Linked DNA regions of Homo sapiens: region 1 is linked to region 2. Evidence: read pairs that join two places in POLR2A ChIA-PET (ENCODE). Cell type or tissue: CD4-positive, alpha-beta T cell. All regions are shown on one strand. Each heading gives the region's core, and the rest is flanking DNA. Links, peaks and the distances in the headings are about the cores only.

What was found. Peaks named below come from ENCODE experiments on the same cell type or tissue, not always from the same donor. Only the 100,000 strongest peaks of a DNase experiment are listed, where the experiment ranks them.
Region 1: POLR2A ChIA-PET joins it to region 2 with 7 read pairs; 7 of 35 experiments call an interaction of 5 or more read pairs at or near these places.

Annotation. Positions count from the first base shown.
Region 1 is chr7:150,596,795-150,608,104 of GRCh38, forward strand. It overlaps the pseudogene EIF2AP2. Among named protein-coding and RNA genes, the nearest start is that of GIMAP6, 30 kb to the right of the region's middle. In CD4-positive, alpha-beta T cell, for the core only: no CTCF peak of the experiment used is centred there; a DNase peak (open chromatin) is centred at 7,007; H3K27ac peaks cover 345 bases.
Region 2 is chr7:150,737,234-150,748,543 of GRCh38, forward strand. GIMAP1-GIMAP5 (GIMAP1-GIMAP5 readthrough) reads left to right here. Exons shown (of 5, transcript NM_001303630.2): 3 at 272-475; 4 at 3,646-3,694; 5 at 4,950-6,413. The coding sequence ends at 5,830. It overlaps GIMAP5 (GTPase, IMAP family member 5), which reads left to right and starts at 185. Exons shown (of 3, transcript NM_018384.5): 1 at 185-475; 2 at 3,646-3,694; 3 at 4,950-6,413. The coding sequence starts at 3,652. The coding sequence ends at 5,830. It also overlaps the pseudogene GIMAP3P. RefSeq lists an enhancer at 182-261. In CD4-positive, alpha-beta T cell, for the core only: no CTCF peak of the experiment used is centred there; DNase peaks (open chromatin) are centred at 5,208 and 5,508; H3K4me3 peaks cover 2,500 bases; H3K27ac peaks cover 2,500 bases.

The sequences.
Region 1 (11,310 bases), core at 5,633-8,132, 140 kb before region 2:
AAAAGAAGGAATTGCTGTGAATACAGTCACACTTCAAGATAAGAATATTTTCCTTCCTTCCTTCCTTCTTTCCTTCCTTCCTTCTTTCTTCTTTCTTTATTTATCTTCTTTCTCTTCTTTCTTCTTTCTTTTTTTCACATTTATTCCCCTTTTGTTAACTGATTTAAAAGGTAACTTTATAAAACAATATGCATATAATTGTATTGTAGAATCTATAACAGAGAAATATAATGTTTACTAATAAAAGTACAGAGAAGGTGATGGCAATAAAGCTATATTGGAGTAAGAAAATGACAAGAGGGGGGAGGAGCTAAGATGGCCAAATAGGAACACTTCCAGTCTACAGCTCCCAGTGTGAGCGATGCAGAAAACGGGTGATTTCTGAATTTCCAACTGAGGTACCGGGTTTATCTCACTGAGGAATGCTGGACAGTGGATGCAGTGCACCATGTGTGAGCCAAAGCAGGGTGAGGCATTGCCTCACCAGGGAAGTGCAAGGGGTGAGGGAATTCCCCTTTCTAGTCAAAGAAAGTGGTGACAGACGGAACCTGGAAAATCGGGTCACTCCCAACCTAATACTGCACTTTTACAACAGGCTTAAAAAACGGCACACCAGGAGATTATATCCCATGCATGGCTCAGAGGATCCTATGCCCGGCTCAGAGGATCCTATGCCCACGGAGTCTCTCTCATTGCTAGACAGCAGTCTGAGATCAAACTGCAAGGCGGCAGCGAGGCTTGGGGAGGGGAGCCTGCCATTGCCAAGGCTTGAGTAGGTAAACAAAGCAGCTGGGAAGCTCGAACTGGGTGGAGCCCACCACAGCTCAGGGAGGCCTGCCTGCCTCTGTAGGCTCCACCTCTGGGGGCAGGGCAAAGAAAAACAAAAGGCGGCAGTAAAGTCTGCAGACTTAAATGTCAGTGTCTGACAGCTTTGAAGAGAGTAGTGGTTCTCCCAGCATGCAGCTTGAGATCTGAGAACGGACAGATTGCCTCCTCAAGTGGGTCCCTGACCATGAGTAGCCTAACTGGGAGGCACCCCCCAGTAGAGGTGGACTGATAACTCACATGGCCGGGTACTCCTCTGAGACAAAACTTCCAGAGGAACGATCAGGCAGCAGCATTTGCGGGTCACCAATATCTGCTGTTTTGCAGCCACCACTGCTGATACCCAGGAAAACAAGGTCTGGTGTGGACCTCCAGCAAACTCCAATAGACCTGCAGCTGAGGGTCCTGACTGTTAGAAGGAAAACTAACAAACAGAAAGGACATCCGCACCAAAAACCCATCTGTATGTCACCATCATCAAAGATAAAAGGTAGATAAAACCATAAAGATGGGGAAAAAGCAGAACAGAAAAACTGGAAACTCTAAAAATCAGAGCACCTCTCCTCCTCCAAAGAAACACAGCTCCTCACCAGCAATGGAACAAAGCTGGATGGAGAATGACTTTGATGAGTTGAGAGAAGGCTTCAGATGATAAAACTACTCCAAGCTAAAGGAGGAAGTTTGAACCCACGGGAAAGAAGCTAAAAACCTTGAAAAAAATTAGACACATGGCTAACTAGAATAACCAATGCAGAGAAGTCCTTAAAAGACCTGATGGAGCTGCAAACCAAGGCACCAGAACTACATGATGAATGCACAAGCCTCAGCAGCCGTTTCAATCAACTGAAAGAAAGGGTATCAGTGATGGAAGATGAAATGAATGAAATGAAGTGAGAACAGAAGTTTAGAGAAAAAAGCATAAAAAGAAATGAACAAAGCCTCCAAGAATTATGGGACTATGTGAAAAGACCAAATCTACGTCTGATTGGTGTACCTGAAAGTGATGGGGAGAATGGAACCAAGTTGGAAAACACTCCACAGGATATTATGCAGGAGAACTTCCCCAAACTAGCAAGGCAGGCCAATACTCAGATTCAGGAAATACAGAGAACGCCACAAAGATATTCCTCGAGAAGAGCAACTCCAAGACACATAATTGTCAGATTCATCAAAGTTGAAATGAAGGAAAAAATGTTAAGGACAGCCAGACAGAAAGGTCGGGTTACCCACAAAGGGAAGCCCATCAGACTAACAGCTGATCTTTCGGCAGAAACTCTACAAGCCAGAAGAGAGTGGGGGACAATATTCAACATTCTTAAAGAAAAGAATTTTCAACCCAGAATTCCATATCCAGCCAAAATAAGCTTCAAAAGTGAAGGAGAAATAAAATACAGACAAGCAAATGCTGAGAGATTTTGTCAACACCAGGCCTGCCCTAAAAGAACTCCTGAAGGAAGCACTAACATGGAAATGAACAACCAGTACCAACCACTGCAAAAACGTGCCAAACTGTAAAGACCATCAAGGCTAGGAAGAAACTGCATCAAGTAACAAGCAAAATAATCAGCTAACATCATAATGATAGGATCAAATTCACACGTAATAATATTAACCTTAAATGTAAATGGGCTAAATGCTCCAATTAAAAGTCACAGACTGGCAAATTGGATATAGAGTCAAGACCCATCAGTGTGCTGTATTCAGGAAACCCATCTCACGTGCAGAGACACACATAGGCTGCAAATAAAGGGATGGAGGAAGATCTACCAAGCAAATGCAAAACAAAAACAGGCAGGGTTTGCAATCCTAGTATCTGATAAAACAGGCTTTAAACCAACAAAGATCAAAAGAATCAAAGAAAGCCATTACATAATGGTAAAGGGATCAATTCAACAAGAAGAACTAATTATCCTAAATATATATGCACCCAATACAGGAGCACCCAGATTCATAAAGCAAGTCCTTAGTGACCTACAAAGAGACTTAGACTCCCACACATTAATAATGGGAGACTTCAACACCCCACTGTCAACATTAGACAGATCAACGAGACAGAAAGTTAACAAGGATATCCACAAATTGAACTCAGCTCTGCACCAAGAGAACCTAATAGACATCTACAGAAATCACCCCAAATCAACAGAATATACATTTTTTTCAGCACCACACCACACCTATTCCAAAATTGACCACATAATTGGAAGTAAAGCACTCCTCAGCAAATGTAAAAGAACAGAAATTATAACAAACTGTCTCTCAGACCACAGTGCAATCAAACTAGAACTCAGGATTAAGAAACTCACTCAAAACTGCTCAAATACATGGAAACTGAACAACCTGCTCCTGAATGACTACTGGGTACATAACGAAATCAAGGCAGAAATAAAGATATTCTTTGAAACCAATGAGAACAAAGACACAACATACCAGAATCTCTGGGACACATTCATAGCAGTGTGTAGGGGGAAATTTATAGCACTAAATGCCCACAAGAGAAAGCAGGAAAGATCTAAAAGTGACACCCTAACATCACAATTAAAAGATCTAGAGAAGCAAGAGCAAACACATTCAAAAGCTAGCAGAAGGCAAGAAATAACTAAGATCAGAGCAGAACTGAAGGAAATAAAGACACAAAAAACCTTCAAAAAATCAATGAATCCAGTGGCTGGTTTTTTGAAAAGATCAACAAAATTGATAGACCGCTAGCAAGACTGATAAAGAAGAAAAGAGACAAGAATCAAATAGATGCAATAAAAAAAGATAAAGGGGATATCACCACCGATCCCACAGAAATACAAACTACCATCAGAGAATACTATAAATACCTCTACGCAAATAAACTAGAAAATATAGAAGAAATAGACAACTTCCTCAACACATACACCCTCCCAAGACTAAACCAGGAAGAAGTTGAATCTCTCAATAGACCAATAACAGGCTCTGAAATTGAGGCAATAATTAATAACTAACCAACGAAAAAACGTCCAGGACCAGATGGATTCATAGCGGAATTCTACCAGAGGTACAAGGAGGAGCTGGTACCATTCCTTCTGAAACTATTCCAATCAATAGAAAAAGAGGGAATCCTCCCTAACTCGTTTTATGAGGCCAGCATCATCCTGATACCAAAGCCTGGCAGAGACACAACAAAAAAAAGAGAATTTTAGACCAATATCCTTGATGAACATTGATGCAAAAATCCTCAATAAAATACTGGCAAACTGAATCCAGCAGCACATCAAAAACCTTCTCCACCATGATCAAGTGGGTTTCATCACTGGGATGCAAGGCTGGTTCAACCTATGAAAATCAGTAAACGTAATCCAGCATATAAACAGAACCAAAGACAAAGCCACATGATTATCTCAATAGATAAAGAAAAGGCCTTTGACAAAATTCAACAACTCTTCATGCTAAAAGCTCTCAATAAATTAGGTATTGATAGGACGTATCTCAAAATAATAAGAGCTATCTATGACAAATCCACAGCCAATATCATACTGAATGGACAAAAACTGGAAGCATTCCCTCTGATAACTTGCTCAAGACAGGGATGCCCTCTCTCACCACTCCTATTCAACATAGTGTTGGAAGTTCTGGCCAGGGCAATCAGGCAGAAGAAGGAAATAAAGGACATTCAGTTAGGAAAAGAGGAAGTCAAATTGTCCCTGCTTGCAGATGACATGATTGTATATCTAGAAAACCCCATCGTCTCAGCCCAAAATCTCCTTAAGCTGATAAGCAACTTCAGGAAACTCTCAGGATATAAAATCAATTTGCAAAAATCACAAGTATTCTTACACACCAATAACAGACAAACAGAGGGTGAAATCATGAGTGAACTCCCATTCACAATTGCCTCAAAGAGAATAAAATACCTAGGAATCCAACATACAAGGGATGTGAAGGACCTCTTCAAGGAGAACAACAAACCACTGCTCAATGAAATAAAAGAGGATACAAACAAATGGAAGAACATTCCATGCTCATGGGTAGGAACAATCAATATAGTGAAAATGGCCATACTGCCCAAGGTAATTTATAGATTCAATGCCATCTCCACCAAGCTACCAATGACTTTCTTCACAGAATTGGAAAAAACTACTTTAAACTTCATATGGAACCAAAAAAGAGCCCGCATTGCCAAAACAATCCTAAGCTGAAAGAACAAAGCTGAGGGCATCATGCTACCTGACTTCAAACTATACTACAAGGCTACAGTAAACAAAACAGCATGGTACTGGAACCAAAATGGAGATATAGACCTATGGAAGAGAACAGAGCCTTCAGAAATAATGCTGCATATCCACAACTATCTGATCTTTGACAAACCTGACAAAAACAATCAATGGGGAAATGATTCCCTATTTAATAAATGGTGCTGGGAATACTGGCTAGCCATATGTAGAAAGCTGAAACTGGATCCCTTCCTTACACCTTATAAAAAATTAATTCAAGATGGATTAAAGACTTACATGTTAGACCTACAACTATAAAAACCCTAGAAGAAAACCTAGGCAATACCATTCAGGACATAGGCATGGGCAAGGACTTCATGTCTAAAACACAAAAGCAATGGCAATGACAGCCAAAATTGACAAATGGGATCTAATTAAACTAAAGGGCTTCTGCACAGCAAAAGAAACCACCATCAGAGTGAACAGGCAACCTATGGAATGGGAGAAAATTTTTGCAACCTACTCATCAGACAAAGGGCTAATATCCAGAATCTACAATGAACTCAAACAAATTTACAAGAAAAAAACAAACAACCCTGTCAAAAAGTGGGCAAAGGATATGAACACACACTTCTCAAAAGAAGGCATTTATGCAGCCAAAAAACACATGAAAAAATGCTCATCATCACTGGCCATCAGAGAAATGCAAATCAAAACCACAATGAGATACCATCTCACACCAGTTAGAAGGGCTATCATTAAAAAGTCAGGAAACAACAGGTGCTGGAGAGGATGTGGAGAAATATGAACACTTTTTTTTTCTTTTTTTTCTTTATTTATTATCACTATACTTTAAGTTTTAGGGTACATGTGCACAATGTGCAGGTTATTTACATATGTATACATGTGTCATGCTGGTGCGCTGCACCCACTAACTCGTCATCTAGCATTAGGTATATCTCCCAATACTATCCCTCCCCCCCTCCCCCTCCCCCCACCCCACAACACTCCCCAGAGTGTGATGGTCCCCTAACAGGAGCACTTTTACACTGTTCGTGGGACTGTAAACTAGTTCAACCATTGTGGAAGTCAGTGTGGTGATTCCTCAGGGATCTAGAACTAGAAATACCATTTGACCCAGCCATTCCATTACTGGGTATATACCTAAAGGATTATAAATCATGCTGCTATAAAGACACATGCACACGTATGTTTATTGTGGCACTATTCACAATAGCAAAGACTTGGAAACAACCAAAATGTCCAACAACGATAGACTGGATTAAGAAAATGTGGCACATATACACCATGGAATACTATGCAGCCATAAAAAATGATGAGTTCATGTCCTTTGTAGGGATGTGGATGAAGCTGGAAACCATCATTCTCAGCAAACTATCGCAAGGACAAAAAACCAAACACCACATGTTCTCACTTATCGGTGAGAATTGGACAATGAGAACACATGGACACAGTAAGGGGAACATCACACACCGGGGACTGTTGTACATTGGGGGAAGGGGGGAGGAATAGCATTAAGAGATATACCTAATTAAAAAGGTTATTCCTACCCCCTTCCACATTATATTGAAAGGTAGAAAAAGTCAATTTAATAAACATTTTAAAACCCCACATATTCAGAATATTGGATACGTTATAAATGATCAAATATGGGCATAAGGATATTTAGAGTACCCCATCAGTTTTAAAAAATACATTTATACTGATTTCTGGCATTCAATTTATGTTCTTTAAATATCTAAAAGACTCATTTCTAAATCTTCTAGCTCCTGGAGAAGGGCTATCTCTTTTTGAATTTTCCCCAGCTGCTTTTTTTTCCTAGCTGTTTGCCAGTTGCTGCTTGTTATTTCAGTTGTTTGATTGTTTTCAGTTTCTTAGGTTCTCATGTTTTCCCCGCTATCTTAAAATCTCTTCATGTTGGCTGAGAGAAGATATTTTGGGGTGTGTTACCTGTTTTGCAGCGACTGGCCTTATGCTTCCTTTGTTCTTAGGGGATGTTTTGGGAAATGGCTTATTATTTGCCCTTGTAGTTTCATATTCTCTGAGGCCCCTCCTCATGCAGCTTAAGAACAATGACTTGTTCATTTCTTCTAACTGGAGTTCTAAAAGTCATTGCAATATTGGCTCCTCACAGGGTACTTAGAACTGCTTGATAAGTTATTGATTTTATTGGAAATACTATGTCCAGAATTTTTTGCTAAGGATTTCTGCATTTGATGGCATGATATTCTTGTGCAGGATAGAGCTAGTATAATTGAAAATCTCACACACATTATTAACACATAACCTGGGGGCACATGTAGTAGTTGTTGCAAGACAGGTTCAGTAGGCAAGTATCAGTCATGTATTACACCATATTAATAGAATGAAGGACAAAAATTGCATGATCATCTCACTGGATGCAGAAAAAACATTGTACAGCTCTTTATCTGGGCACTAAGCAAAGTATGTAAAATTTGAAGCCATAGGTTTGGAAATAAGTTTGTGGTTTTTAACACCCCACAATTTGTCCCCTTGATTTCCAAACCCCTACAGTAGTAATATGTATGAATACAGTGGTAATATGTATGAAGGCTATAGCAGACTGTATTACAAGAGCCAGTTCCAAAGTCAAGTTTACAATCACACAGCTAGTAGAGAATTGCTGCTTTGACAAGAGTTTTCCTAGAAGGCCCAACTCATTATAAACAGGATCACTCTTCAGTATTTACATTATAGCATTTTATTTGTTTGCCATATAGAAACATGTTTGTTATTGACAGTAGGAAACTATGGTTTTGTTGACATCTGCACTACCTATTACCAACTCACCAGTAGCTTTTAGATTGTATTTTAGTTCTCACTGCTAATGTTACTTTGCCTCAAACCAGGAAACAGGCACCATCTTGGAAGCAAGGAGTAAGCCTTTACCAGGCACAGAATCTGCTGATGCCTTGAGCTTGGATTTCCTAGCCTACAGAATTATGAGAAATAGATTTATATTATTTATAAATTAACCAGTCTATGGTATTTTGTTATAGCACTACAAACACACACATATCACACACACACATATACACATATACATACACACATGAATACACACACACATAATTGAAGATCCAGAGGGGAAAAGAGAGAAAATGGGCAGAAAAATATTTTAGAAAATATTAACTGAAAATATCTCATATTTGGTAAAAATTTTCAACCTACTTATTCAAGATTTCAGTAACTCAGGCAGAATAACCTGAGTCACCTAGGTTGACAAGAGTCAAACTATTGTAAATGAAAGATAGAAAAAGGTAATATCTTAAAAGCCACTGGAAGAGAAAGACACATACATGGGTGCAGAACGATAAAAATGAAGGCTGACTTCTCATTAGAAGCAATGAAGTCAAGAGCAAGTAAACATTTTAAATGCATTCATGTTTGTGTTTGTAGGATACTATTTGTAGAATAATATGTCCAGTGAAAATATATTTCAAAATGAAGGTAAGATAAAGACATTAAGATTGAAAAAGAAGGAATTGCTGTGAATACAGTCACACTTAAAGATAAGAAAATTTTCCTTCCTTCCTTCCTTCCTTCCTTCATTCCTTCTTTCTTTCTTTCTCTTCTTTCTTGTTTTTTTTTTTCACATTTATTCCCCTTTTATTAACTGATTTAAAAGGCAACTTTACAAAACAATATGTATATAATTATACTGTAGAATCTATAACAGAGAAATATAATGTTTACTAATAAAAGCACCTAGAAAATGGTGGGAATAAAGCTATATTGGAGTAAGAAAATGACAAGAGGGGGGAGGAGCCAAGATGGCCGAATAGGAACAGCTCCAGTCTACAGCTCCCACTGTGAGTGACACAGAAGATGGGTGATTTCTGCATTTCCAACTGAGGCACCAGGTTCATCTCACTAGGGAGTGCCAGACTGTCGGTGCAGGACAGTGGGTGCACTGCACCCTGTGTGAGCTGAAGCAGGGTGAGGCATCGCCTCACCTGGGAAGTGCAAGGGGTCAGGGAATTCCCTTTCCTAGTCAAAGAAAGGGGTGACAGACGGCACCTGGAAAATCGGGTCACTCCCACCCTAATACTGCACTTTTCCAACGAGCTTAACAAATGGCAAACCAGGAGATTATATCCCGTGCATGGCTCAGAGGGTCCTATGCTCATGGAGTCTCGTTCATTACTAGCACAGCAGTCTGACATCAAACTGCAAGGCGGCAGTGAGGCTGGGGGAGGGGCTCCAGACATTGCCAAGGCTTGAGTAGGTAAACAAGGCAGCTGGGAAGCTCAAACTGTGTGGAGCCCACCACAGCTCCAGGAGTCCTGCCTGCCTCTGTAGGCTCCACCTCTGGGGGCAGGGCACAGACAAACAAAGGGCAGCAGTAACCTCTGCAGACCTAAATGTCCCTGTCTGACAGCTTTGAAGAGAGTAGTGTTTCTCCCAGCATGCAGCTTGAGATCTAAGAATGGGCAGACAGCCTCCTCAAGTGGGTCCCTGACCACCGAGTAGGCCAACTGGGAGGCACCCCCCAGTAGGGGTGAACTGATGCCTCACACGGCCGGGTACTCCTCTGAAACAAAACTTCCAGAGGAATGATCAGGAAGCAGCATTTGGGGTTCACCAATATCTGCTGTTTTGCAGCCACCACTGCTGATACCCAGGCAAACAGGGTCTGGAGTGGACCTCCAGCAAACTCCAATAGACCTGCAGCTGAGGGTCCTGACTGTTAGAAGGAAAACTAACAAACAGAAAGGACATCCACACCAAAAACCCATCTGTACGTCACCATCATCAAAGACAAAAGGTAGATAAAACCATAAAGATGGGGAAAAAACAGAGCAGAAAAACTGGAAACTCTAAAAATCAGAGCACCTCTTCTCCTCCATAGGAACGTAGCTCCTCACCAGCAACAGAACAAAGCTGGATGGAGAATGACTTTGACAAGTTGAGAGAAGAGGACTTCAGATGATCAAACTACACCGAGCTAAAGGAGGAAGTTCCAACACATGGCAAAAAAGTTAAAAACCTTGAAAAAAAATTAGGTGAATGGCTAACTAGAATAACCAATGCAGAGAAGTCCTTAAAGGACCTGTTGGAGCTGAAAACCAAGGCATGAGAACTACGTGATGAATGCACAAGCCTCAGTAGCTGATTCAATCAATTGGAAGAAAGGGTATCGGTGATGGAAGATGAAATGAATGAAATGAAGTGAGAAGGGAAGTTTAGAGAAAAAAGCATTAAAAAAAATGAACAAAGCCCCCAAGAAGTATGGGACTATGTGAAAAGACCAAATCTACGTCTGATTGGTATACCTGAAAGTGACGGGGAGAATGGAACCAAGTTGGAAAACACTCTGCAGGATAATATCCAGGAGAACTTCCCCAATCCAGCAAGGCAGGCCAACATTCAAATTCAGGAAATACAGAGAATGCCACAAAGACACTCCTCGAGAAGAGCAACTCCAAGACACATAATTGTCAGATTCATCAAAGTTGAAATGAAGGAAAAAATGTTAAGGACAGCCAGACAGAAAGGTCGGGATACCCACAAAGGGAAGCTCATCAGACTAACAGCTGATCTCTCGGCAGAAACTCTACAAGCCAGAAGAGAGTGGGGGACAATATTCAACACTCTTAAAGAAAAGAATTTTCAACCCAGAATTCCATATCCAGCCAAAATAAGCTTCATAAGTGAAGGAGAAATAAAATACTTTACAGACAAGCAAATGCTGAGAGATTTTGTCACCACCAGGCCTGCCCTAAAAGAACTCCTGAAGGGAGCACGAAACATGGAAAGGAACAACCAGTACCAGCCACTGCAAAAACATGCCAAATTGTAAAGACCATCAAGGCTAGGAAAAAACTGCATCAACTAACGTGCAAAATAACCAGCTAACATCACAATGACAGGATCAAATTCACACATAACAATATTAACCTTAAATGTAAATGGGCTAAATGCTCCAATTGAAAGTCACAGACTGGCAAATTGGATATAGAGTCAAGACCCATCAGTGTGCTGTATTCAGGAAACCCATCTCACATGCAGAGACACACATAGGCTCCAAATAAAGGGATGGAGGAAGATCTACCAAGCAAATGGAAAACAAAAAAAGGCAGGATTGGCAATCCTAGTCTCTGATAAAACAGACTTTAAACCAACACAGATCAAAAGTGACAAAGAAGATCATTACATAAGGGTAAAGGGATCAATTCAACAAGAAGAGCTAATTATCCTAAATATATATGCACCCAATACAGGAGCACCCAGAATCATAAAGCAAGTCCTTAGTGACCTACAA
Region 2 (11,310 bases), core at 3,929-6,428:
GGGAGAGTCTGTAATTCCCTTCATATCTCCTTCTTCCAAATACTGCTTGCTTGAAACAGTCAAAAAAAAAAAAAAAAGGAAATGGGATGGGGCACACTGTCCCAGGGCAGGCTCATGACAGGAAGTGACCCGTTAAGGAAGCAGCACATCGCTGCATTCGGCTGGTTTTCAGGGTCTTGTTCCCAATCAGTTTCCAGCCAACACCAGGGTGTCCTAGTCCGCAGAGGTGTGGGGGACACACTCCATAATCTCTACTTTTCTTTTTGTGCAGCTGAGTCATGGAGCTTTCAGCCCCAGCACATGGCTCCTCCTTAACTGCGTCTGCTCAACCTCCCTCAGCCCTGTGAACAGCATCCCCGCACACAGACGCAGAGCAGGACTCTCTCTGCTGCCACTTCACCTTCCTGAGAGAGGACCAGCGGCCAGAGCCTCAGTGACTGCCACCCTGGAGGACAGGGCACAACAACCGTTTCTGGTAAGGAGAACTGGGTTTATGCTCACAGAGACTTTGGGAATTGAAAGGATCACAGTTTGGTCACAGCTGTTCATTTCTGACATGACCTTGCACAGATCCCCTCACTTCTGGGTTCGCTGGTCAGTAAAACGGGGCAATGGTGATGAGTGTTGCGGGCATCAGCAGGTGCACAGCTGGTGGAGCACAGCCTGAAGAATCTGTGCCTGCACTCACAGCCCAGTCCCAGGACAGCGGGCTTTGCTGCCCCATTGCCCATTACTTAGCCAAGTCGATCTCCATGAAACTCTCAGGGAGTAAGGCTGAACTGATCCTCTCATCAGTGGGACAGATGGGAGAACTGAAGCTCCCAGAGGGTGATAGGCTTTCCCCCATCTCCCCTAGCATGCCGGGGCATTCTTCTCAATTTTACCCTCCTAATTTCTCCTGTCCCAGACCAGCCAGACACGTACCATGTCTCAGACAAGCCTGGGAGCTGAGGATGGATTCTTAGGGCTCCCCAGGGCAAATGTGGGATATTTTCCCACCCCAGGAGCCTCATGTTCCAAACAAGACCCCTGAGTGGACCTTGTCTTGTGACTTTCAACTTCTGAAAACTACCCCATGCTCCCCCAGATGCCCCACATTTTTCCTATGACACCCTGCCGGACGCACACCAAACCGCAAAACACATGATTCCAATACCTGGAAATACATGGGCTGGGGCAGATGGGTGAAGGAGATACTTATGAACAAGGAAGACAAGAAGTGGTTTGATCTTTTCTAAAATAGTATGGAAGAGGCTGCTTTCTTGTAATTTGCTAAAATAAGCTCTTCTCATGGTAAAATCAGGTTCATGCAATTTTCAAATCGGAATGTGCATTTTGTTCATTTGCTTCACCCTTTTCCCTGAGCCAGACCCTCCCACCAGCTTGCCAGAGGCTGCTACTGTCTTGCTTGCACACTGCCTTCCAATCTCTCATGAACTTTGGTCTCTTTTGTGGGACGATTAGTAAAATTTTTCCTTTGGAGAAGACGCCTGTCTTCATTCTCAATTCCTCCACTTTTGTCTGCCCTGTAGACCAACACGTATCACATTCCTTCAAGCCTACGGTGTGTCCACCACGCTCTATTCAGTTCTTTTATAATCTTCTCCATGACTCATTTTAGCATTGCCATCAGTATCCTTTCTGACTCACCTGTGAACACTTTGTTATTTGTGAATATCTGCCAAAAAATGTATTCCTCAATGCAGCCTGATCCACTCAGAAAGCTTGGATTGGGAGAGCTATTGTTGCTGGTCATTGGCTAACATAACATAGTTTGACTGGCTTTTGTGACAGGCAATTGGCTGTTTTAAAAGAAAAGACCTCAATTCAGAGAAACTCCTGCCACCAGCAATTTTATTTTTGAATAACCTTTTATAAGAAATGCACTCAAGATTTTGCAATAAAATTCTGTGTGTTGGTTTTAGGGTAGGCTTCTAGCTGTCCAATTAATTTGTCTCCTGACCAGGGAGTGGCAGCATTGTACACATGTTCCAAGAGGTTTGTTGACTTTTTTGGAAAAGTCTCTTTTTCCACCTGTGGAATCAAGGACAATACACAGCAAAAGGAGCCATTTCCTGATGCTAGCTCCATTGTAAATATGTGACCTTTGGCAGGTCATTTAATGCTCAGTTTCCTTGCATTTTAATAGAAATTTTAAGATCAGTTTTGATCACATCACAGGGAATTTGAGAGAGCAATTAAAATAAGAAGGATGAAATAACTTTGAAAATTATAAATGTATTCACAGAGGCTTATTACAATTATGATGTTCATAATCAATATCATTACCACTGTCATCTTGACCCTTACCACATCATTATGTTGATTCCAAACCTCAGAAAACGTCATCTAAAGTAGAGAGGATGTCAGGGAACTGGTGCTATTTTAGCAAAAGCCAGAAGCATAATTTACCAGAGACGAGAACAGGGTGTGGGAGAGAGGAAAATGTTCTTCTCTGGGCTTAAGAAAAAGAAAGAAAGGAGAGAGGGGAGGGTAAAGAGGAAAGGAGGAAGAAAAGAAAGAAGGGAAAGGGAGGGAGGCAGGAAGCTGTCTTAATACATTCTGATAATATAAAAATAGATTTCTTGACCTAAAGAAGGCCAAGAAAATCCACTGAATGAATAGAAAAATGTGGAAAAGATAGAAATCACAGAAGTTATTAAAAATTGAAGTTTATAAATTACCAAAATAGCAAATAAACCATGAAAACTGTTTTTAATTTAATGATAATCAGTAAAATGTAAGTTTAAGCCAATTAAGACATCCTTATTTATGCCCATAAGGATGACAGGAAATTAAAAGTGTAATATTACTAAGTGCCTGTGAAGATTTGGGGACTTCTTATAAATGGGTGGTGCAAATAGGAGTTAACTCAACTCCCTGGGAGTCATATTTGGCAATAACCAGTCACGTGGAAAATGTACATCCCCAATACTGTTGCACAATGCTGGAAACCCGGAGCAGGCAATGAGTTGTTCTTGAATTCGGCCTGAAGTTGATTCTTTCTCTTCAATCACCTCACTACCTCCTCTCCACCAACCGTCAGGGTGGGAAAGCGGTCATACCGGTCCCCCTATACCATTTCCTCTCACGTCAGTTCTTCGTGTCCCTGATCCCCACTTCCATCCTCCCACTGGACAGTACCTTGTAATTTCCTCTCCGCCGCTGGAATGTCCATTTGACACAAAGACTTTCTGGGACTGGAAGTTTCCACTACTTCAAATAAACCAATCTTATTTACAGCAAGGCAATTTTTTTTTCTCTATTCTGGTAAGTTTGTTACTTTAATTTCAATTTTTTTAATGCCTACTCTTTGTTCCATAGAAGAATGCTTTCTCCATTTCATGCCTTTCTGGTTGGGGGAGATAATCAACTGATTTGCTTCAAAATATTTCCTGATTTTCTGTAAGTTGAGGGGAGGGAAGTAATCGTGCACTATTTTAGCATAACCTAACATCTAACATCACCTGCTTTGTTTAAAGTTATTTACAGATGTTTCAAAGTAAAGTATGAGTTAGAAAATTAGGGATGGAAATGGCTCATTTGAGAATGATTATTCTTAGATGTCTGAATTGAGGTGCCCTCAGGCTCTACCAGCTCCCAAACGTACATCTGCTTTTTATCCTTTTCCTGTTTTTATTCCAGGAGAGAATGGGAGGATTCCAGAGGGGCAAATATGGAACTATGGCTGAAGGTAAGAAAGTCTTGAAGTTCTCAAGAGCCCCAGACACTTGGGAGAATCACAATTCTCTCCCCATCTACCCCCATCTAAAACACAGTGGCAGAAACCCATTCATTTTAAATGAAGAAGATAAAGGCAACTATCATCACGTGTGTGTTATCAAACCATCACACACACACACAGACACACACACACACCATAGTGTGATGCTCTCCCTGCATCAGGTATGTGGGAAATGTGGAAAGGAAACCAAGTCATAGGTTGAAGGGTCTGGAAGCAAATGGTGAATATGTTTTCTCTTTCTTTGTCTGCTGACAGCTCAAAAAGAAAAGGTCCCCATAGGGATTTAGTCATTGTGCTTGCTACAAAACACCACAGAATAACTTAAGAAAACGAAGAACCAACCCAGAGTGGGAGAAATAAAATAATAGATTTTTAAGAGCCTAAAATGCACTTCGAATTCATTTGGGCTCTAGAAATCCACAGGTTCTCCCCTCTTCGTGCCTGAAGATTTTCGCTCCTGCCACAGTGTCACCCTCTCCAACACCACTTCTGCTATAATTTTGTGTGCTTCAATCAGCCACATAGATGAGCTTTTCAACACACATGCTTCTATTGAGCTTATCTTCCACCTTTTTGAGCCATCCACCCTAGGGTCATCTCCCAGACGCTGCCCTAACATTAACTACAACCTATGTCATCTCAATTTCAAACATTTCACTCCCTATCCAGAGGGCACAGACCCAGGGACAGGCAGCTGACCCCCGGCAGTGGGTCACTATAGATTTGCCAGTGGAGACCTCCTTGACCCTCAAGACTTGGATGAATGTGTGGAGTGTGTCTATACAAGTGTGCCTGGAAATGTGTGGGTGAAAGAGAAGTAATTGGATTTTCTCACTTGTAACTACTAATCCCCTGCCTCTTTCTAATAATTCTCCATGGAGCTGGCCTAAACACCACGCAGGGGAAAACACAAGGACCATTTTCTTTCAGGAAAGCTCTATTTGCCACAATCCAGATGAAGTGCTTAAAGCATCCCCTTAATGCAACAGTTCTAATTCCTGGCTGTGGATCCAAGCATGGGCTTCCAATGGGGCTTTCTACATGCAAGATTCACCTATAGTTGTATGCACACTTTTATGTACACATAAATATGTCTGTCATTCTGGGGAGGACGTTCATAGCTTTCATGAGATAACCATGAACAATGACCTAACAGTCTTAAGAATCATTAACTTAGTAAGATACAAAACTTCGTTTTCTACAGGTAGATCAGAAGATAACTTGTCTGCAACACCACCGGCATTGAGGATTATCCTAGTGGGCAAAACAGGCTGCGGGAAAAGTGCCACAGGGAACAGCATCCTTGGCCAGCCCGTGTTTGAGTCCAAGCTGAGGGCCCAGTCAGTGACCAGGACGTGCCAGGTGAAAACAGGAACATGGAACGGGAGGAAAGTCCTGGTGGTTGACACGCCCTCCATCTTTGAGTCACAGGCCGATACCCAAGAGCTGTACAAGAACATCGGGGACTGCTACCTGCTCTCTGCCCCGGGGCCCCACGTCCTGCTTCTGGTGATCCAGCTGGGGCGTTTCACTGCTCAGGACACAGTGGCCATCAGGAAGGTGAAAGAGGTCTTTGGGACAGGGGCCATGAGACATGTGGTCATCCTCTTCACCCACAAAGAGGACTTAGGGGGCCAGGCCCTGGATGACTATGTAGCAAACACGGACAACTGCAGCCTGAAAGACCTGGTGCGGGAGTGTGAGAGAAGGTACTGTGCCTTCAACAACTGGGGCTCTGTGGAGGAGCAGAGGCAGCAGCAGGCAGAGCTCCTGGCTGTGATTGAGAGGCTGGGGAGGGAGCGAGAGGGCTCCTTCCACAGCAATGACCTCTTCTTGGATGCCCAGCTGCTCCAAAGAACTGGAGCTGGGGCCTGCCAGGAAGACTACAGGCAGTACCAGGCCAAAGTGGAATGGCAGGTGGAGAAGCACAAGCAAGAGCTGAGGGAGAACGAGAGTAACTGGGCATACAAGGCGCTCCTCAGAGTCAAACACTTGATGCTTTTGCATTATGAGATTTTTGTTTTTCTATTGTTGTGCAGCATACTTTTTTTCATTATTTTTCTGTTCATCTTTCATTACATTTAAATCTCTGGACCCTGGAGCACTTCTAATGTATCACCCCATGGAGTCATTGTTCTAATAATCACCAATTCAGACTCAGATCCTCGTGGTCTATGGAGCATGCTGCTTGCTGTCTGTGCAGCTCCCATTTCCCCTTCTTCCTGATAGACTTGGAGCTGTGTGCCTCCACTCCAAGGCTGCCTGCCTGCTGTAAACACTATTCCACTCTGTCTGCCAACAACTGCTTCAGGAATGGGCCTGAGATCCCATGCAGGTCCCTGAGAAGTGAGTAAAAGTCCGCAGAGGTGGGGATGGAAGATCTCTCCTTAGATAGAACCTGTCTTCCTCCCTGGCATTGTGGGGTCTGGGCGTGACACTGGGACTCTCAGCAGCTTTGTGCTGCCAACCTGAGATTGAAGGCAGTGCCTCAGAGCAGCACAGAGAGTTGGGGCCCCCTGAGCCCTGAGCCACCAGCCCTGCAGCCTGCCCTATCTCCGCATTTCCAGTTGTATTAGCCAATAGATTTCCTACTTATTTAAGCTATTTGAGCTCCGGGTCTCTTCTACCTGCATTCTAAAACATTCAAAGTAATAAAAATTTCTCCACATTCCTTTTTATCCTTTAAATCTGTTGGAACTTCCCAGTCCACATGCTTCCTTTGAGCAAGTGGCATCTAGAATAAAGGAACAGGGTTGGCTTTTCTTGTTCCTAAAATTAGGAAGAACCTCCTGCTCCTACTGAAGTGCCTGCCACATAGTGGACATTCCCTGAACTCTGAGTAAAGCAAAACACTTTCAGATGGATGGATTGCATTGACGAATGGGAGTGGGAGAGGGTCAAGGAAATGGGGTGCCCTGTACGCAGGGCTTTCTCTGTGCTTTCTTCTCAGTTTGGCCAGGGGCCCAAAAGAAACACAGCTCACATTTCAATGCTCTGCAAGGAATCACTTTGGCAAATGTTCACACATGAGAAAGGTTAAGCAAACTCTTTCTCCTTCTCCACTGTAAAATGTCCTTGGATCAACTCTCCAGCTCTATTTCTTTGGAAGTCAATGTCCACAGGGTGGGGGTGGGGGACAGGTTGTTGACTGGGTACCAGGCAATCCTGCTCACCATGAAAGCGATTCCTTGTTAGTAGAGGGAGTGTGGACTGGGCGACCCAGGAATGGACCATCCCCACACTGGAAGGAAGCTACTCTGGCAGCGCCGCTCTGTAATGCTTTCTTAAGATCATGGCTATGTCAATCAAGAGTGCCTCCCTGGAGGGAGGGAGAGCCCAGACAACATCTACTGGACCAGTTTCCAGAGGCTTCAAGGTCACCACACTTATATGCAGTCTTTGTCTCCCTTGGCTCAGCCCACTCCTCCTCTGCAGGGCTGCTGCAGTGAAGGGAACCACATTTCAAAGAGTCATCCAGGACAGAGGTGAGTTCCCTCCCGATGTTGCCATCAGAGACCACACCGCAGGACACCTCCTCACCTCTCCCGAATCTGTCCTGTCCATCCCCACTGCTATTGCTGGAGTGCAGGTGCTGATTTCCTCCGAATGTTATCCCTGTCCCCAGGCTTATACTTATACAACCCAGCTGCCACCTGATTTTCCCAAGACACACCAACCTGCTCAGAAGCCTCCAGGGAGGATTCCAGAAGGCACCCTTGAATCCTAAGAATGAGGCCCAGACCCCCCCTCCCCACCCAGCCCCAGTCCCCTGTGCACCCCTCCTCCCATGTGCTGACTCCCATCCCCTTCCTTAATCACGTGTCCCTCAGCCTCCAGTGACTTCCCCAAGAGGCAAGGATGTTCCCAGTCAGCTTAGCATCACCCTGTCTAGGAAGCTGCTGCAGAGCCTGCCGTGGTCTCCTTCTTGCTGACATTGCTTCCAAAAGAAACCTTCTCCTACAGCCCCACTTTTATGTGCTTTCATCCCTCCACCCCACTACCCCTCCTGGGGAGCAGAAGCCTGTTATTTTTTATCTTACACTCCTGGTGCCAGGCATTGACCCTGACCCTCAGTACTCACATCATAAATGTCTGTGAAGCTGGACTGAATTAAGTAAGTCAAGCTCAGTTGGAGCAGTTTGGGAACAATGAATTGAGGAGGTGGTCCTCAGTCTGAGAACTCAGGGTTCCCAGGGTTTGGGGAGCTGGCACACAACATACTCCCTGCACATGTTTGGAATCAGTTCTGTGCCAGACGATGCAGGAGTCAGTGCCATGGAGCCAGACGTGGAGCTTCATTGCCAGCAGCAGTGCTGGAGGATGCTGCTAAGGGGCATCACAGCTGAGCACCTCAGACTCACCCCAGAGTAGTCACTTGCCCATCCAGCCATGGCCTGTCCGGGATGGCTGCAGGTCTCCCTTACCGAACACAAAGAAGAAGGTGTGGTGGAGGGACCCAGGGACTTCCTCTTCATCTGATTACCTGTTTCCACTGAATTCCCGATCTGCCCATACTTGAGCCCCATGTCTGCCTTCTTCTCTTTGCTGCTTGAGATGGGGAACACCACCCTTTCCTCAAATTCCCATGGACATCACACGTCACTGTCCTGGATGGTACTGAGTTTCGGGTTAGAGATATCGCATTGCAGTTCAGCCCAGCCAACAATGGGAAATCAGTGAAACAAATGACAGCCCTCGGCCCAAATCTGGCCCACCACCTGTTTTGTACAGCTGTGAGCTAAGAAGGGTGTTTACATTTCCAAATGGTTGAAAAAATCAGAAGAAAAATAACATTTCATCTTCACACATGAAAACTGCATGAAATTCAGAATTCAGTGCTCATGAAGTTCTAGGGGACACAGCCTTGCACACCACTTACAATCTTATCCATAGTGGCCTTTGTCTATGCGGCAAAGGTGAGATAAGTAGCTGGGACATCTACCATATAGTCTGCTGAGCCCAGGTTTTCTGCTCTCTGGTCTTAAAACTCCTACTCCAGGACATCCCAGGTCCTGCATTTCCCAGCTGCTCTCCTTGCTTTCCCCAAGGCAGGCCCCAGCCGGCCACGGCAACCCCTTGCTCTCTTTCCTTCAAGTCCAGCCCCTTCTCCTCCAGCCTTCTCCATACCTACAGGGTCCCCTGCTTGGTTCAGCAGATGGATCTCACCATCCTTGCTCTCTGAGGTGGGGGCAGGGCATCACCTTTTCAGCCTGCAAATAAATCTGAGCATATCTATGAATAAAGTAAGGAATTCTGCCAGCAGCTTTTCACATAGCACATTTCTCCCCTGGACATCAGGAATGCAGAAAGCAGGGCCCAGGGTGAGACATTCTCAGAGCATCGTAGCCAAGCACCTTTCTTCCTGCAAGCCCCCAAATATTCCATAGCTGTACCCAGCCAGTTTATGATTTACACTCACAACTTAAAAAAAAAATAAAAAAGAACTCGTTTTTCGTTCTTTTTTTCTTTTTTTTTCTTTTTCTTTTTTTTTTTTTTTTTTTGAGACAGAATCTCTGTTGCCCAGGCTGGAGTGCAGTGGCTCGATCTCGGCTCACTACAAACTCCACCTCATGGTTCAACTGATTTTCCAGCTAATTTTTGTATTTTTAGTAGAGACAGGGTTTCACCATGTTGGCCAGGTTGGTCTTGAACTCCTGACCTCAAGTGATCCACCCACTTTGGCCTCCCAAAGTGCTAGGATTACAGGAGTGAGCCACCACACCCAGCCAATATTTTATTTATCTAAAAGCACTGGATGGAAAATTGATGATATGTCTGATGCAAGGAAGATAAATTGGGAGTGAAATTCTGTAAAAAGCAAGCAAAGTGCTGTACACACATAAACAGAGATGGCAACTCTGGGAAAGAAAAAAGGCAGGCTGTAGAAATCACCTAAAATGCTCAGTGTCCACAAGTGATACAAAAGTTCATTAAAATGGTAAGAACAATCAAACCACATGTAATAAAAAGGCAGACATGACAACCTAAGAAAGCATCTAGTGTTTGACGCTGAGGAGCACCTTGCATGGCCAGTTACTCTCATCCTCCCTCAGCTCTCACCTCTGCTTCTCCACCTACTGTTCCACCTTGGCCAGGTACTGCCTGTAGTCTTCTTGGCAGGCCCCAGCCCTGCCTCTCTGGAGCAGCTGGGCATCCAGGAAGAGGTTATTGCTGTAGAAGGAGCCCTCTCGCTCCCTCCCCAGCCTCTCGATCGCAGCCAGGAGCTCTGCCTGCTGCTGCCTCTGCTCCTCCCCGGCAGCCCGGTTGTTGAAGGCACAGTACCTTCTCTCACATTCCTGCACCAGGTCCTTCAGGCTGAGGTTGTCCATGTTTGCTACATAGTCATCCAGGGCCTGGCTCCCTAAGTCCCCTTTGTGGGTGAAGAGGATGACCACATGTCTCATGACCCTGCCCCAAAAACCTCCTTCACCTTCCTGATGGCCACTGTGTCCTGAGCAGTGAAACGCCCAGCTGGATCACCAGAAGCAGCACATGGGGCCCGAGGGCAGAGAGCAGGTAGCAGTCCCCGATGTTCTTGTACAGCTCTTGAGTCTGGACCTTGGACTCAAAGATGGAGAGCGTGTCGACCACCAGGACTTTCCTCCCATTCCATGTTCCTGTCTCCACCTGGCATGTCCTGGTTACTGACTGGGCCCCCAGCTTGCACTCAAACACAGGCTGGCCAAGGATGCTGTTCCCTGTGGTGCTTTTCCCACAGCCTGTTTTGCCCACCAGGAGGATCAGCAGCAGCAGTGATCCTGGAGCCAACCTGCCTTCTCCTCAGCCTGTGAGAGCGGGTGAAGAGTGAGGGTATAAAAACTGCATTCTGAGGAGGAGGTGCCAAAAGACAGAAGGCAAAGGCATCCAGAGGCACTGGCACCCTGGGTCAGTGAGGACCCCATAGCCCCGCTCCCATCACCTGACCCCAAGTACAGAGAATAGAGGGACTCACACAGTGTTTGTGGGATTACCCAGCTGGCCAGAGCTCCAGGGCTCTTTCCCTTTGGGACTGCTGAGCTCTGCCCCTTTCTGGCCTTCCCTCGATGCACTTCCCACCCTGAGGGCCTGGGCTGGGGCTGGCAGGAGGCCGTTTCCTCGGCCACTGCAAGGTCTGTCTCATGTTTTCTTCCTCTCCCATCCCTGGCTCATCTCGATTTTTCACGATCACAGAGTTTTATTTGGAAAATCTTGTCCTCACTGAAAAGAAGATGGCAGCTAACAGCTTAATATGCTGTATTTCTGGGGGGGAAATGTGTTTTCCTTGTCGTAGGTGAATATAGTCTTGTGCCTTTCACTGCCAGGTGGGAAGTTTGCCCCCGAGTTCTGATTCTACAACCCTTGATCTTTGTAAGAACTTCACCAAGTGCAGTTCCCTTGCCTGTGCAGAAGGTACCTTCTCCACCCATTCGAAGCCCTTCTATTTTGTCCTAGAGGGGAAACCATACATGGATTGTTCACACTGGAGGCGGATGTGATATCCAACACAAAGCATCACATTTTACAGATGAGGAAATTGGGGCAAGAAAAGAAAACCCTGCTGAGGTCACACATTACTTAAGGGATGA